2 separate regions of the Homo sapiens genome follow, and region 2 is linked to region 1. Evidence: read pairs that join two places in POLR2A ChIA-PET (ENCODE). Cell type or tissue: CD4-positive, alpha-beta T cell. All regions are shown on one strand. Each heading gives the region's core, and the rest is flanking DNA. Links, peaks and the distances in the headings are about the cores only. Region 1 overlaps KIAA0040. Region 2 overlaps LOC105371623 (a long non-coding RNA gene).

Region 1 (2,915 bases), core at 217-2,716:
GGGCTGCAGAGGAATCACAGGTTAGAAACCATGAGCAGATGGATGCACATTTAATATCTTACTTGAGTTGGGGAGGAACAAGAAGCTCTTGACTCAGAGTGCAGCATTCTTTTCTCTTATTTATGGTGGCCACTGTCACATGTCATTTAAGTTAATACACAGCATATCCACTATACTATTCTGTTCCCATAACACTAAGCTCATGGGTCTTCCCTGTTCCCACGGCCTTTTTCCCTTCCCCTGCCCTTGACCCTCTTTCCCTGCCCCTACACCACCTCTGAACCTGTGGCCCACAGCTCTTTTCCCTGTCAGGACAATGTGAAGACTAAACATACTATCACATGCGACTATCCTTATTGTTATTATTTGTATGTTATTTTCCTCTCTTCTGCCAATTTTCTTTTTATGACTTGCCTGGGAAACTAAAAAAAAAATGCTGATGGGCTTTTCTGAAGACTATCCAGCTTGAAATTAGGGTTGTATTTGAGGAGAATAAAATGTAACTGAAAAACATCCCATCGGGAGAAAGCTATAGTCAAGAGCAAGGGCATGTCTGCAGTGGCTTCTAAATACAATCATCTCTTCAATTTTGACCAAGAACTACAGCAATGGTTAGGTTTTGTTTTATTTCTTAGTGACAAACTCCATGGAGCGGCTTGCTCACAATCGTGGGAGCAAGTCTCTTCCCAGGGGTGGGGATTGGGTTTGGATGCCGCCATGTCCCTTGGGAGTTGCCTCTGAGAAAGAAATTTTGTGTTTGTGTGAGGTTCGTTTTGGAACTTAGCTGCCCTTTCCTGGTCTCCATTAAATGTCCACTCATGTCCCCAGATGATGCTCTGTTCAGATGGCTCAGACTGATGTGGCGGAAAAGCTAGAAACCTGGCCTGGGCTCTGGCCCTGGGGATTGTCTTTCAAAGAATTTGCACTCGATTTTCCTTTTGCTGTCCAGGGAGGGAAAAAGTCTATCATGCTACTGTCTTTATCTCCCTTACTGTGTCTGTGACGAGTCTCCTGAAAGCCCATTATTCACCTGGAACCCTTCTCACTGAATGGTAAGTTACATATCGATATTGGATATGTAATTTCAACTAATCCACTGGTCTCTAGCTCATTCTTATCTCTGAGGTGAAACACTCTTCCTGACAAGTTTGAGGAAACACTAAAAGGATTTTAGTTAATTAAGGCACCCAATGTTGTTTCTCTTCTTGAGGGGTCTTTGGGAACTCCTGAGAAAACTTTAAGGATTGAAACTGAGGAAACAGAAGAGACGAGGGTGGTATGGAGGTTGCCTTAAAAGTTGAGAACTACCTGCATCCCTTGAGGGTCTGCCCCTAGTTTGTCCTGGAGGCCACTTGGGGAGGATTGGAACTTGAGGTACAATTTTCATTTCACCTTTCCACAGGCATTTGAATGCCTAGCTGTGTCCTTGTGTGTGAGATACAAAAGGTGATAGAGACCCTGGATAGTATTGGGTATTCCTGGGCAGAGGCAGATGGAACTTGGATTCTGGTCCCTCCATTAACCAGCTCTGTGACTGGGCCCACACTTCCCCTCCCTGAACTGTAGTTTGCTCATCTGTGAAGTGAAGGGGTGGGGCTGGCTCTTCTCGGAAGTGTTTTTCCATTTGAAGTCTCTGAATCTGTGGTTACTTCCTCTTTTTCATCAACAGCTTAGCCTCTATTAGAACTCTGTTTACTTGAAGGTTTTTGACGTTGGCATAACATTCCAACTTCATGGGGTTGGAATAAGTCAGGATTCCCTGGTTGGGACAGGGAAAAATCACAAATATACCCAAGTCATTGACTAATGCTCAGATTCAGGGCCATTGGATTAAATGGGTTAAACCAGCACCTTGGTGAGAATTAGAAAAAAGCATCCCCTCCATGTGGACTCAGCTGCAAGTGGGGTGGGTCTAAGGCCTAGCAGGTGGAATATTGGTGCTTTCAGCTCCAAAGACTCCCAGGAGTCCTTGTGCAGTACACAACCTGCACAAGCAATAGCAGAGCATTGACTTCTTTGGGCTCTGACCATTTTAGCTAAGGAGGACAAAAGAGGCCAGAGTAGATGCATGTGATTGATATCATGGAAGGAGACTTATCATTACTGCCTTAAAATATGTCATACAATAGGAAAGCTGCAAGTCTGGGCTGAAGATGCTGCCCAGAGCTTACACCTACACAGTCCGTCTAATTTTGGTAGTTTCAAGAGGCAAGATTAGAAATAACAATAAAACCCCTTACATTTTTATAGAGTCTTACAATTTATGTAGCACATTAAATGTACTTTCCTTTTCAATTTGATTCTGATTCTAACCATTGCCCTGGTGAGTAATAATTATCCCCATTTTAAATATAAGGGAAATGAAGCTTTCAAGAACTTGTTCAAGGTCAGCTAATAAGCAGTTAAGCCAGGAACTGAACCCATGTATCTCTAGCTCCAAGCTCAAGGTTTTTTCTTCCATGCAGGTCACACAAGATCCTGAGCCGAGCACTGGCAGCCAGACCTAAATAACTACTCTGTAGGGGTCTGAAATTAGTCAGAGTAGGTCATCCTTCTTGTTTTTATGAAGTCAGGACTCTCCCACACAGGGGTAGGTAACTAAAGACTTGGAGTGTGAGTTCTGGAAAGGTCTTCACAGATCTTACAACTGAACTAAGTATTAATTTTTCACATGGAGGAGTGATAATTAAATGCATCTTTACTATCTATGTGCCATGAACCCAGAATTCTCTTCTTTATTTTAGGAATTATCCTCCAAGGTATCCTGAGAAAGCCTTGAGCGTTCGGAGAAAGTCATCTGGAAGTCAACATATGATATGAAAATATCTATAGGCCACTATTGACAAATACAAGACTCTTCAGCACCAATGTGGTGCTACCACAGGCCTCTTTAGCTGCCTTCCACCTCCACCTAT
Region 2 (2,915 bases), core at 224-2,723, 110 kb after region 1:
TACTGAGATGTAGCTGACAGTTCAAAATTTCTTGCTTCCTAGGTTTTCACTAGAAATTGAGGTTACTAAGAGTCAAAAATTCTAAGTAATATATAATTCTGTTCACAAAGTGTACCAAAAAGTAAGATGTGTTTTTAATGAGAGAAATTATAAGGAAGGCATAAAAATGTATTCCTCAGCCAGGCGCGGTGGCTCACACCTCTAATCCCAGCACTTTGGGAGGCAAGTGAGCGGATCACGAGGTCAGGAGATCAAGACCATCCTGGTTAACATGGTGAAACCCTTGTCTCTACTAAAAATACAAAAAAATTAGCCAGGTGTGGTGGTGGGCACCTGTAGTCCCAGCTACTTGGGAGGCTGAGCAGGAGAATGGTGTGAACACAGGAGGTGGAGCTTGCCGTGAGCCAAGATCGTGCCACTGCACTCCAGCCTGGGCAGCAGAGTGAGACTTTGACTCAAAAAAAAAAACAAAAAACAACAAAACGTATTCCTCATTGAGAAGAAAAAAATTTAGTCTCAATCCAGAGGCTTGTTTCCAGAAGTAAATTTAGAAAAGACGTAGAACAAGATAGAAAGGAACCAGTAAGTAGTAGAGTGAGAGATGTGAAGAAAGGTACAGGTATAAAGATGTATTTTTGGTAAGGAAGATTAAAAAAGAACAAAAGAAAAATTTTCTATGAGAAAGAATTTTGTGTAGTGAATTTTTTCCTAAAGTAAAATGACTAGTTATTTAAGAAAGAGGAAACACAGGACAAAGCAAAAGGCTGAAGCATGTCGTTGACAGTCTGAGTAAGTTGTGATAAGGTTTGTGAAGGATGAATTTAGGAAAGAAATTTTGTCTGTGATCAAGTTGGCTATAATTAGATGGAAATTATGTCTTTCTAAAGATTGAGCTTTGATATAAAAATTGAGCTTTTGATATGAAAAATTAAAAAGATTGAGCTTTGATATATAACTAAAAAATTTTGGTTCCCTGTGTTAGCACAACCAAGTTTCTTTTGAAGTATTGATCTTGTCTTAGTAAAAGTTGCAAGAGGTTTTGATTTTTGATTCTGAAATCTGTTTCTTTTAATTTTCAGTTATCTTCTGAACTGCAGCTTCTTCCTGTTGTACAGTTTATGTTTCTGCCACATTTCTTCCTGAGATACATTTAGTTTTTCCTAGTTTCTGGTTAGAAATGCTGTTTTCCTCATTTAGAATGATAATTTCAATTATCAAGGTAAAGTTTTCCTCTTGAAGATTCTTGGATTCGTATATCAGAAGTTCAGCTTTTGCTGTGTCTCTGCATGAGATTTGTAGGTCACATATCATTGCCTTCTGATCTCCTCCTTTCTCTCCTTGAGAAGGTCTGGGATGAGAACTCTCTCCTTAAATATTTTTGCCAGCTCCTATAATGTTCTCTCTATTTCTATCCCTACTGTTATGGCCTGACACTGAAATGTTTCCCTTGAAAGCCTAGCAAAGCAATGTTTTCCTCCAGTATAACTTGACTCCCTATTCTTGGCTTTTCTTGATGTGTCTTGATTGCTTCATGTAGCCAGAAAACTTCCCATGCTATTACTAAAAGCCATGGATTACCCTGCTCAAGGTGTTGGTTTTCCTGTTTATGTTCCTCTTTAATGTGGTGTACACTCATAGCTTTGAACATGTTCTTCCTGTGTCTGATTAAATTCAAGTGCCTTTTCATCAGGTTTGACTCCAGGATATCTAAATGGGTTTCCCATAAAAAGAAGCAATCATACTGCCAGAAGATTTTAATAAAAACAAAATCCTTTTGGTAACTGGCCTGAGAAACAAAGATTGTATATTTTATTAAGATAATTTCATGTTGTGTTTATTAGGTTTTTGATTACTTAGAGAAACTGAGTTTTGATGAGGTTAAGGATTTTTACATCCACGTAACTTTCTGTATTGCTTTTGAAGTCTTTTGATTATCACTCTAGTTAAATGAATAGCTAGTATTTCCACAGTGACCTGTGATCCTGTTTTGATCAAGTGTTTTAAACCTTTGGGTACCTTTGAAAGACTTCCCCATATCAAAATTCTAAATTAAGTATTTTTGACCTAAAATTGACTTTGATATTTTTCAGTGGTGTCCCTGGAGAGCTTCAAAGGATGTATTCCTCATCTTGTAGAGAGATATTAAATGATTAGGCTTATTTGGTAAATTATATGGGAAACATTGTCAAATGAGAAGTGATACTAGATCTTTTTCCAGTTACATTTATGGGTATGTTACTAATAAAAATGTTTCAAAACTGTATATAAAATTCTTTTTTTTTGAGACGAAGTCTCGTTCTTGTCCCCCAGGCTGGAGTGCAATGGCGCGATCTCGGCTCACTGCACCTCTGCCTCCCAGGTTCAAGCGATTCTCCTGCCTCAGCCTCCCGAGTAGCTAGGAATACAGATGCCTGCCACCACGCTGGGCTAACTTTTGTATTTTTAGTAAAGACGGGGTTTCACCATGTTGGCCAGGCTGGTCTTAAACTCCTGACCTCAGGTGATCCTCCTGCCTCGGCCTCCCAAAGTGCTGAGATTACAGGTGTGAGCCACCGCGCCTGGCCCTATAAAATTCTTAAAAGTGTAATATGTCATATCTGTAACAGTTCTGGTTATTATATTGAATGCCACAAAAATCCCAAATTCCCTTGTCAATTGCTGATTGTAATGAACTTTCATCAGATTTTTAACGATGGCTATTTTAAGTCTGTCTTCCACGTTATCGTCTCAATTTTTCTCTAAAAGCATTTGTAATCAGATTCATGGAAAAGATACTAACAAGTATTCTTAAATACAGGTTTCTAATAGCTTTAAAATCAATGGACTAAATAAAAATGTCCCAGAATTCTAATAAAAATACTGATGGATTCATGAAGATGCTAATCAAGACAAAGCAGAACAAAATTAATGACATT

What was found. ChIA-PET counts read pairs that join two places held together with the same protein. Peaks named below come from ENCODE experiments on the same cell type or tissue, not always from the same donor. Only the 100,000 strongest peaks of a DNase experiment are listed, where the experiment ranks them.
Region 2: POLR2A ChIA-PET joins it to region 1 with 5 read pairs; 2 of 35 experiments call an interaction of 5 or more read pairs at or near these places.

The regions. Positions count from the first base shown.
Region 1 is chr1:175,187,480-175,190,394 of GRCh38, forward strand. All of the region lies in intron 1 of KIAA0040, which reads right to left. Among named protein-coding and RNA genes, the nearest start is that of KIAA0040, 3.8 kb to the right of the region's middle. In CD4-positive, alpha-beta T cell, for the core only: no CTCF peak of the experiment used is centred there; a DNase peak (open chromatin) is centred at 1,592; H3K4me3 peaks cover 1,591 bases; H3K27ac peaks cover 1,842 bases.
Region 2 is chr1:175,293,542-175,296,456 of GRCh38, forward strand. All of the region lies in intron 1 of LOC105371623 (a long non-coding RNA gene), which reads left to right. Among named protein-coding and RNA genes, the nearest start is that of KIAA0040, 100 kb to the left of the region's middle. In CD4-positive, alpha-beta T cell, for the core only: no CTCF peak of the experiment used is centred there; no DNase peak of the experiment used is centred there.